Linked DNA regions of Homo sapiens: region 2 is linked to region 1. Evidence: chromatin contacts called from ENCODE Hi-C data. All regions are on one chromosome and are shown on one strand. The core of a region is the stretch at or near the end of the contact, and the rest is flanking DNA. Distances in the headings are between cores, read along the strand shown.

The links. A loop is a pair of places that touch in the nucleus more often than their neighbours do. Pooled maps may share reads with other maps.
Region 2: a loop to region 1 is called in a pooled map, with 14 times the contacts of the local background. The contact joins the enhancer-like site here to the promoter of SLC2A4RG in region 1. A Hi-C loop is called at or near these places in 3 of 37 single-sample maps with no recorded cell type and 4 of 50 pooled maps.

The regions. Positions count from the first base shown.
Region 1 is chr20:63,736,420-63,741,227 of GRCh38, reverse strand. It overlaps SLC2A4RG (SLC2A4 regulator), which reads right to left and starts at 1,452. Exons shown (of 8, transcript NM_020062.4): 1 at 1,190-1,452; 2 at 697-851. The coding sequence starts at 1,315. It overlaps LIME1 (Lck interacting transmembrane adaptor 1), which reads right to left and starts at 4,564. Exons shown (of 6, transcript NM_017806.4): 1 at 4,516-4,564; 2 at 3,581-3,695; 3 at 3,326-3,407; 4 at 3,168-3,255; 5 at 2,729-3,045; 6 at 2,125-2,630. The coding sequence starts at 3,678. The coding sequence ends at 2,328. RefSeq lists silencers at 335-1,034, 1,045-1,194, 1,445-1,944, 2,949-3,008, 3,089-3,238 and 1 more and enhancers at 2,669-3,263, 3,463-4,379.
Region 2 is chr20:63,009,226-63,014,764 of GRCh38, reverse strand. No RefSeq gene overlaps it. Among named protein-coding and RNA genes, the nearest start is that of BHLHE23, 5.0 kb to the right of the region's middle. RefSeq lists enhancers at 1,678-1,827, 4,028-4,347 and silencers at 4,668-4,747, 4,758-5,057. Within about 2 kb of position 4,289, at least 2 of the 41 ENCODE cell types and tissues checked have a DNase peak (open chromatin) inside an H3K27ac peak, as active enhancers do.

The DNA of each region.
Region 1 (4,808 bases), core at 203-2,702:
AGCTCAGGTTGCAGAGAGAGCTGAAAGCCACCCGGAGCCGCCAGGAGCAGGGCCAGGGTCTCCTGAAGCCTGAGTTCTCCACATCGCGGGCTTGGCTCCACTGTGGTTCCTTCAGATACTGGGGCTGGGCAGGGGTCTGAAGCCCTGGCAGAGGGGCGGGCCAGGCCCAGGCCTCCCCCCATCACACATTAACCAGGGTTGTGCAACAGCAGCTGTGGGCCTCACGCCAGGCCTGGGAGGTGGGAGTGGCCAGCAGCCGGCAGCAGCCAGGGGGAGACTGGGCTGGAAGCACGGGCAGCTCCCCAGGCCCCAGCGAGCCAGGCCAGGGCCCGCCCCTGCCCTGGCAGCCAGACCGAGGTGTCCGGCCTGGCAGGGGTTGGGAGGTGGCGGTCAGGAGCCCCAGGGATTCCTGGACAGTCGCCCCATGCCGACCGCGCAGCCTCTTCTGCACAGAGACGCACAGCCACCCGCTCCGGGTTCTGAGCTCTAGCCCCGAGGAACTGCGGTGGAGGGAGGTGTAGGGACTCCCAGTCATCGATCATTTCTGCTCAGCTCCTCCAGGGCTGAAGAGCTTGGGGGTGGCTGGTAATTACAAACCTGGGGCCCTGACCTGGCCTCCGTCGGGGCCGGTGTCTCCGCACCCCACCCACCGCCCCTGCGCACACCGAGTCCCGAGGCACCGGGCCTCCCGCTCACCTCTGCGCTGGGACGGGGATGTGCGCCGACGGAGTCCGGGGCCCCGCCGCCGCCCCCGTCCACGTCCGGGGGGCCCCCAGGTCCGAGGCCCGCGGCTCCGACTCCTGCGGCCGCGCGAACTCCAAGCCCGCGAAGCCGCCGCCCACGGAAGAGCCCTGCGGATGGGGAGGGGGCAGACTCAGCGGAGGCGGTGGCCGGGGGAGGGGGGTCCCTCAACCTCCGCCGCGGATCCGCTCGGCGCCCGCCTCGAAAACCGGCTGCGGCCGGTGTGGACGGCGCGGCCCCGCCCCCGGCCCCGCCCCCAGCCCGGCGCGGCGGGAAGGGCTCCCCGGCCGCCCGGCGCAGCCCCGGCGGGACCCACGGACACGCGCGGACCGACGCGGCCGCCCTCCCCGCTGCCCCGCCCCCGGGGGCCCGAAGTTTGGGCAGCACTGACGCCATCTTTGCAGCGAGAGAAACTTGGTCGGCGCCCCCGCCCACCGGCGCCCGGTACCTGCGGCGGCGTGGGCACCGTCACGGGCGCGGCGCGCGGCCCCGGACCCTCCGCGCGCAGCCACGGCGCCTCGGCCCGCAGCGCACTGGGGTCCCGGCCGGCGGCGCGGGGCGGGGGGCGCTCCATGGCCGGCCGGCCGGGCGCCGAGGCTGCAGCGGCGAGGGCTGACTCTCAGGACGCGGCCCCGGGCCGGGCCGGGCTGGCCGGGCCGCCGACCCCCGCCCTGGATCCGGCCGCCGCCCGCGCCGCGCCGCCCGGAGGCTGCCCGGCCCGCCCCGCCCCGCCCCGTCTCGTCCCGCCCCGCCCCGCCCCGTCCCGTCCCGTCCCGGCGCGCGCATTGGCCGCGCGGCGTCCACACCGCAGGCGGGCGGGCCCGGCCGGCCGCGCTCCCGCCGGCCAGCGCTTCGAGGCCCCGCCCCGGGCCCGCCCCCTCCGGGTCGCTCCCGCGCTGGCCTAGGGAGGGAGGCCCGGCCCGGCACAGCTCCGAGGCCTCCGCCCACCTCGCGCGCCCGCGCGCCCCGCCGGGGAGGGCCCGTTCCCCACGGGCGCGCTCGCAGAGCTGCCAGAGCCGGGGAAGGGGCCGCGATTGCTTGGCGGGCTTCCCGGCAGCAGGTTACTCTTTAACGCTCGACTGCCCACCTCCACCACCCCTTATGTAACACCAGGCTGGGTGGCGGAGCCCTCCCGTGGAGTCCAGGGTCCAAGTCCCACCCGGGGGCGGCCACCCTGCCGGCTGCGCTGCCCCCTAGGAGTGGCTGGGACCCCGTGCCCGCACTGACCGAGAGTCTGGCCGGCAGGAGCACCGCCTCGGCTAGGCCCGGGCGCCCCGGGGGCAGCCAGTCCCCCAAGGCCAGAGGGGACAGCTCCAAGCCTTCCAGAGAAGCCCCCCGCCCCAACCCGCCCAGCTTTCAAGAAGAGCAGGCTGCGAGGCTGGCCGCTTTCATCCTGCGCTGGCGCTTTATTTAGACGCGGGCCTTCTCTGGAGCCCGGGGAGGCCGCGGCTGTCAGAGCGGCCAGGACCTCACGGACCTCACGGGCTGGCAGCCCGGGGACCTGGGACTGGCGCTGTCAGCTGTGAGGCGGGGCGGGGCGGGGGACGGGCCTCACTCTGGAGGAAGGAGCACAGGTCCTTGAGTGTTCAGGGCAGGGAGGCAGGGAGGGGTCTCCAGCCCCTCCCTAGGCTGGGGCAGCTGGAAGCAGGGGGCGTCCCAGCCCCGCACGTGCTGCTCCTGCCAGCAGGGTCCCCCAGCTCCCGGATGCTCTCATACACGTTTTCCAGGGGGCCGCTGTCCACATCCAGGGCCCTGAGCGGGAGGGTCTGGTAGGCCAGGTCACCCGCCAGGGCCAGAATCGCTCCCTGGCCCTTGGGGTCCAGCGGGTCTGTGGTGGGTCCTGGGTCCCTCCTTTTAGGCTTGCAGACCCTGGAGTACAGGACGTCCACCTGGAGACAGGAAGCCAACCCGAGGAGGGGTCAGCACCATCCAACCTGCTGAGGATCTGCCGGCCCCACCCACAGCGCCCTACCCTGGCCCACGTTACCTGAGCGGCCGGGGTCACCTCAGTCTTCCCCTGCTGTGGCTCTTGGGGACTGCGATGGGTCCCTTTGCGCTTCTGGACGCGGGCATACTCGGCCACCACAGGGCTGGCCGCCAGGCTGACCCCGGGAAGGGCCGCCAGCCCCACGTTGGAATAGGTGGCCTCGAGGCCAGCGCACCCTGCGGTGGCTGCAGCTGCCGGCAGAGCCCGGGGCAGCTCCTGGTGTGGGAAGGCAGAGGGGGCTGCCTGCGGTCCGGTGATGTCCCTGGACACCTCCAGCCAGTGTGGGCGCAGGAGATCCATGCTGGCAGGCCGCAGGGCTGGGGGTGGGGTCAGGGCAGAGTTCACTCCGGGCAGGGGGCAGGAGCGGGTCTGGCCCAGGGGTTGGCACGCGCTGCACAGTAAGCCCCGCCCGGCCGCCCCCGCCCCGCCCTCTGCTCACCCCTGCTGCTGCGCGGGCCCCGGTGCAGCTCGTGCAGTCTGGTGTCCGACTTGCTGAGGGAGCAGAGGTGGGTCCGCCTCAGTAGGGACTGGGGGCGAGGAAGGCTGGTCGGTGCCCTGCGGACCCCACCCTGGTCCCCGGGACAGCCTGGCACTCACCGCTTCCGCCGCCGTCGCACTGCCCTGCAGCCTCGCCCGCTGCCTCCGCGCCCTCTTCCTGGGGGCTACAGCGTCCTCGGGCCTTGGGGGTAGAGGTGGGGGGCGGGGGGCGGGGTCGTCAGCCTCGGGTCCAAGGCCCGGTGCAGGCGCGCGTGCCGAGCTGGGTGCGCGGACCTGCCTCCAGCCCCTTCCCGCGCTGGGCTGTGAATGGCAGCCGCAGCGAGGCCCCAGACAGAACGCGGCTGAGGGACCTACCTGCGGCAGGCTGTGCACAGCGCCCACAGCGAGAGGAGCAGGGCGCAGCACCCTAGAACCCAGAGGGCAGGAGGGGCCCAGGACACTGGCAGCCCCATCCTGTGAAGCCGAGGCCCTGGGGACAGAAGAAAGGGGCGCTGGGGGCTGGCCAAGGGGACCTGGCGCCACCTGGCAGCCCCAAATCTGCACCTCCCGCGGCTGCGGGGCTCCTGCGTCTCCCGTTCCAGCTCTGACTCAGCACAGGAAGCCCCAAGGCCTGGCAGTCCCTCCCTCCCAGAGGTGCCCACCTTCTGGCGGGGGCTCCCGGTGAGGTGAACTAGGGCTGCTCTGCCTGGCCCCTCCGTGTCCCTGCGGGTGACCACGGTAACACCCAGCACGGCCGTGAGGAGGGGCAAGACAGCTGTGGCCACCATAGCCCAGATAGTAACCAGCATCGGGGGAGCCCCTGGGTGTGCGCCACAGGCCACAGACTCCACCTGCAGCCACCCTCTGCCCAGACATGGTCTCCTGTGTCAGGTAGTGCCCCCAAGCCGCTCGCTGCGGAGCCCAGAACTGGGAAGAGCTGGAGGCTGGTCAGCAGGAGGGACCCTGCACCCGGAGGAGCTGGAGGCTGGGTCAGCAGGCAGCAGCAGCTGCTGGGGGTGCTGATGCCCCCACCCCACTTCTCTCTGGCTCTTCTTGTCTGCCAGTGTCTCTGCCAGAGAGGATCTGTCCCCTTCTTGGGGATCTTAGCAGAACTTCTCGGGGTGGGGGATGCCTTACAAACAGCACAGTCCAGCAGCAGAGACAGAAGCTGGGGGGTGAGGGGTGGTCTCTGGAGTTTGGGGCCAGTCTGCTCAGACCCAGGGAGTGGGCTTCAGCCTGGCTGACTGACCCAGCTGCAGCCACATCCCAAGGCCTCCCAGACCCCAGCTGCCCCCCAGGAGGGCACTTACCAAGCCCACGGCCAGGGGTCCTCAGCTCTGTCTGGGGCAGGCCAGGAAGGTCTTTGTGCAGCCCTCGGCTGAGCTCCCCACCTCATCACTTCCTGCTCCTGTCGCCAAGCGCCTCCCCTGAGCCTCCCACCCTGGGCAGCAGCCACCACCGCAGCCTCACCCACCTGCTGCGCCCCGCCCGAAGCCTAGATGAAACGTGTGCGCCTCTAGCCCGCACTGTTCTGACAGCCTAACTCACAACCCCTCCACACACGAAGACGTGAGCAGAGCTGGCACAGAACCCCCAAACCCAC
Region 2 (5,539 bases), core at 3,040-5,539, 730 kb after region 1:
CCAACAGGGTGTGAGCTGCGAGGAAGCATGATTTGCCCTCAACAGAATCTGGGGGTGGGGGTGGGCGGGTCTGGGGGAGGCCGCAGCTCCATCTGGAACGCGCTGCATCGGAGGCGGCCCTCACACATCTGACATTCTGCGCTCCGCTGAATCCGTGAGTCTGGAGTTCAGCACTGGGGTCTGGGTAGGCTGTGGGAAGGGTATTGGATGAGATCCCCGAGGGGGCAGACACAGCTAGGAAAAAGGCCAAAGGACTGAATCCCAAGCCCTCCAGAATGAAAATGTCGGGGAAAAGAAGAACCGGCAAAGGGGGCTGAGGATGAGTCACCAGGAGGTCACTCTAAGTATTAGCTGAAATAGTGATGATTTTACAAGGGGGAGGAAGGTCTATTGCATGAACTCTAAACTGGTCACCGCAGAATCAATGTTGTTCAAGACTGAAAACAACCATCAGACTTCCAGTTTCTGGTTATTAGGGACTAGTTAATCTGGACCCATCACTTTTCTGATGGTGACTACAAAAGCTGAGCAAAATGTTAAAAATATTTGCTTGGAATGCAAACAAACAAAATCCCAGAAAGACAAAGATCCAGAGTGAAAAAAGCCTTCGGGACGCTCACTTTTCCCCCAAAGCATTTGCTGCTTCAGATAGCTCACAGCCCACTGAGGAGCCAGACAGCGAGAGATTCAGCCCACCTGAGAGTGGGGAGTTGGCGAACATCCCCCCGACCCCCACCATTTTGAGTTGGGACAACAAATAACCGCACCCTAGACATAGGGGTGGATAGAAGGAGACCGGCTCTTGCAGCAACTCAGGGCCTTTTGCACCACTGCCAGGGTAGGAAAACCTAAACTGTAATCATCTTGAAATGATTTCAATCCCTGAAACTAGAGTAAGATGATCCAGGACCCCTAGTGCCCCCATGTCTCGCAGATGCAAACATAAACCCTCTCTGGAGGAAAATAAAATAGACCTCAAATGATTTCTACAAAATAATTTTACAAATACAATGTTCAGTCCACAATAAAAATTCTAGACAATTGAAAAAACAAATCAGCAAGAATGAAAGCAGCAGAGACCATAGGCAGAAGATCTACCAGTCCAGACACTGGAGTCGCGAGACAGAGACTGGAACAAAACTGTGCTTACAGCATTTGCAGAAATAGAGGTGGAATTTAGAATTTCAGCAAAAAAAAAAAAAAAAACCTAGAAAAACCAAATGAAAATTCTAGCACTGAAAAATAAAATCACTTAAATTATAAACTTAGTGGCTTTAATAGCAAATTCAGCTGAAGAGAGAATTAGTGAAGTGGAAAATAGGTCAGTAGAAAATATTCAGAATGAAGTATGGATAATACAAATGGAAAATACAGGTGACAGGTTAAGATACACAAAGGATTCAGGAAGAAGGACCAATATATTTGTAACTGGATCCCAGAGAGGAGATGAGAGAACATGAGGTTGAAGCAATACTCCAGAGTTAATAGCCAGGAAATTTCTAAAAGTAATCAAAATCATCAAGTCACAAATTCAAGAACCCCACAAACCCAAAAAGGATAAATGAAATGAATCAATTTCTAGTCCACTGTGTGAGAAGCTTGGAAACAATCAATCTTTTCACAAGAACAAAACGTGAGCAAACTGAAAGTCAATAATATTTCTTATATTCAACAGATGATGAGGTCACAGGGCAAACCACTGCCCAAAAAAGTTGTAGAGACGACAGACAGATGCAGAGAATCCCAATTCTGCAGAGCAGACACCTCCCTGGGAACCACTGCCAGGTTGGGAAAACCTAAACTGTCACTGGCAGATTGCTGGAGGCTGTGTGGCCAAGCTTGACAGTTAAAAACTCCAGGGCCCAGTCTTAGGGTGGAGGCCACACTTCTGTGAGTTTTACCTGCACAAACTCTACCAGATCCCCCAGGTAAATACCAGAGAAAAATCCCCTTGTGCTTTGGACAAGGGGAGGGGAGAAGTAGCACTTTCGAAATATGCCAGAGCATTCTGTTCTTCCTCTGCCCTCAAGAGAAACTATTTTTAACGTACCAGAGTTTAATCAGAGTCTAACCAACCTGGAGGAAGGGAAGTATCAACTCCAGCTCCCTCCAGTCTTTTATGTTGGGAAGGGAAACACACAGCCCCATTCTCTATCCCTCTTGTCTCATTTAAGAAGGAAAAACAGGATGGGCATGGTGGTTCACACCTGTAATCCCAGCACTTTGGAAGGCTGAGGCGGGTGGATCATCTGAGGTCAGGAGTTCAAGACCAGCCTGACCAACATGGAGAAACCCCGTCTCTACTAAAAATACAAAATTAGCTAGGCATGGTGGTGTGCGCCTGTAATCCCAGCTACTCAAGAGGCTGAGGCAGGAGAATCACTTGAACCCAGAAGGTGGAGGTTGCAGTGAGCCAAGATCATGCCACTGCACTCCAGCCTGGGCTACAGAGAAAGACTCCGTCTCAAAAAAAAACAAAAAAAAAACAAAAAAATGTCCAACTGAAGAAAGTGTTGAGTGAGCTTGTCATGCATTCCTACACAAAGAGTACAACCGCAATATATTCTACAATAGCAAAGCAAAATAAATAAAATCATTCCAAGTAAACTAGCTAAACAGAAAGGCTTTCCAAGAACTGGGCAGCTGTTGGAACCAAGCCAATAGAGGACTGACTGACAGCTCATCAATGGCAGAGACGTGAGCTCTAAAGCTCTCATAGCCTGGGTAATGGTCTGGAACGTAAAATCCCCACAGACTTAGGCTGGCCAGTTGACTATGCCAGGGCAACCCAGAGGTGGAGGAAAGTGGCAATTCTCCACATACCCAACCGTTTATGTGATTATGTAGACAGGCTAAAGTCTGTGCCTACTCAGTAAATAAATCACTCTCTGCATGATTCCAACTTGTGCCTAAAAGTAGAATGCCAATCCAGGTATTTATGCCCCCCATCCCTCTCATTTCTTAGGAACAGGAATCAGAGGTCACTGACTGGCTCACGGGAATAAACGGGATCAGTCTCTTGTGTTCCGTTGGCCTGTGGGGCTTTATAAGAGACAGGTTTAATTTGAGATAAGTGGACCCAGCTGTTTATTCCCAGAAGTTTAACTGTAGTTGGGGTACTAAGGAGAACTTGATAGAGTCCCCTCCACTTGGGGGGAAAGTTGATCTGCTGAGGATCCTTCCTTCCAAGTTTGCAATAGGACCCAGTCTCCCAGCTGGGTTGGAACCAGATTGTCTTCCTCAGTGGGGGAAGGGAGTCTCTGATTTCCATAGTCAAGGAGTGCGTTTTGCACTTGTCCTAAGTTGATCACATAATTCTGTAGCTTGAAAGTATCTATGTCTATTAGGAGGTCTGTAGTTAAGAAAGGCCTTCTATACATTATTTCAAAAGTGCTGAGATGCAGATTTCCCTTAGGGGCCATTCGAACCCGTAATAAGGCTACAGGTAATAAAGACCTCCAGGTTTCTGATGTCTCTTGGCATAGTTTAGCAAGAGTCCTTTTTAGAGTTTGATTAGCTCTTTCTACTTTCCCCAAAGACTGTGGCCTCCGTGCCGAGTCAAGGCGGCACTGAATTCCTAGGGCTGAAGATGTGTTTCGGGTAACTGTCGCTGTGAAAGGTGAGCCATTATCGCTCTGTAAGCTCTTAGGCAGCCCAACTCTAGGAATTATTTCCTTTAGTAGGAGTTTAGAAACCTCAATTGCCTTTTCAAACCGGGCAGTAGCGCACGCCTGTAATCCCAGCACTTTGGGAGGCCGAGGCGGGTGGATCACGAGGTCAGGAGATCGAGACCATCCTGGCTAATACGGTGAAACCCCGTCTCTAATAAAAATACAAAAAATTAGCCGGGCGTGGTAGCGGGCGCCTGTAGTCCCAGCTACTCGGGCGGCTGAGGCAGGAGAATGGCGGGAACCCGGGAGGTGGAGCTTGCAGTGAGCCGAGATCGCACCACTGCACTCCAGCCTGGGCGACAGAGCGAGACTCCGTCTCAAAAAAAAAAAAAAAAAAAGAAAAGAAAAAAAAACCACATAAAATAGTAAATGTTTGCAAGAATACGAAGAGATTGGAGCCCTTGTCCGTTGCTGTTGGAATGTACAATGGTGCAGCTGCTGTGGGAAGCAGCGTGTGGGAACCTCTGAAGACCACGTGAGAACTCCCTGAAAGAACTGAAAGCAGGGGCTGAACAGGTGCGCTCATCGCTCCCACGGGCCAAACGCTGGAAATAAACAAGATGGACGCGAACGTGCGGAGACCGCATGAGGTCATTTCCTGAGGTACTTGGAGCAGTCAAATGCAGAGGTGGGCGGCGGAGTCGTGGTTTCCAGCGGGTGGGGGAGGAGGGGAGCCGGGGTTACTGGGGACAGAGTTTCAGTTTGGGAAGATACAAACATTCTGGAGTTGGATGGGGGCGTCGGCTGCACAACACCGCGGTTGTGTACAATGCCCCTGGGCTGTGCACCTGAAAATGGTCACAACGATCAACTTCATGTGATACACATTTTGACAGAGCACATATACACACGAAAGAAAAGGTGGAGTCTTCAAATCCCAGGGCCTGGGCGTTGTCCCTAGAAGCCAAACAGTGTGGGTCCCAGGGTCGGGGCAGGGGCCTGCGGTAGGATTTCTTTCCTCCTCCCTGTTTTGATCTCTAGAAGACCCTACGTCCTGTGGAAGGGGAGCACTGAGGAGGCGCCGTCTCTGGGAGAGGCAGGGTGGGTTGTTCCAGTTACTAGCACCATTGCCCTGCAGGCAAGAAGCTGGCTGGCCCAAGACCACCCAGCGGGGGCTCCCTCCCGCTCCCCCCACCCAGCCTGACCTCCTGGTGCGCCCACTGTGCCCCACCAGACCTCCCTTCCCCAATCCCAGCAGCATGGACAGCAGTGACGCCCACAGGGTGCTCACTCGGGCCACAGCACACCCCGGTCTTTGGGCACCCCCAGGGCCAGGGCGCGGTGGGAGCCAGGGGCCGCTGCAGGGGCGGCTGCCGGCCACAGGTGCTGTCTCCTGGGAGGGCGGGGGAACCACCGGTTCAGAACAGCCCGGGACAAGTGAGTCCGCAGTTACAGACCCACTCCGCAGGGCCGTCGCTAGACCACACGTGTTGTGGACAGACCCCACTTTACAGCTGTGGAAACTGAGGCCAGAAAGGCTGAGCAGCTGGCCTGGTCAACGCCTCCGCCGCTTCGCAGCCTCCACAGCCTCTGCCCAGAGGAGGTTCGAGAAGCTGGCCAAGGTGCGGGGCTGCTTCATCGGCTGGGACCCCCGCTCAGCCCTCAACCCCCCAGGCTCACCTGCTGCTGTGCAAACTGGCAGCGTCCAACCCCAGCTCGGAGGGGCGCTCGATGGCGGAGACGGCAGGTTCCTCCAGCTCCCCTATCATGTGGGCGCCTGTGAAACAGCCCCCAGCGTCCACCTGCGCAGAATCCGGGAGGGCCTGGGAACCCGCAGTTTCGCCCCTCCCGGGCCCTCTGAGAAACACGGGTTCTGAGCCTCTGGGTGCAACTCCCAGACAGCCAGCAGGTGGCAGCGTCGCACCGAA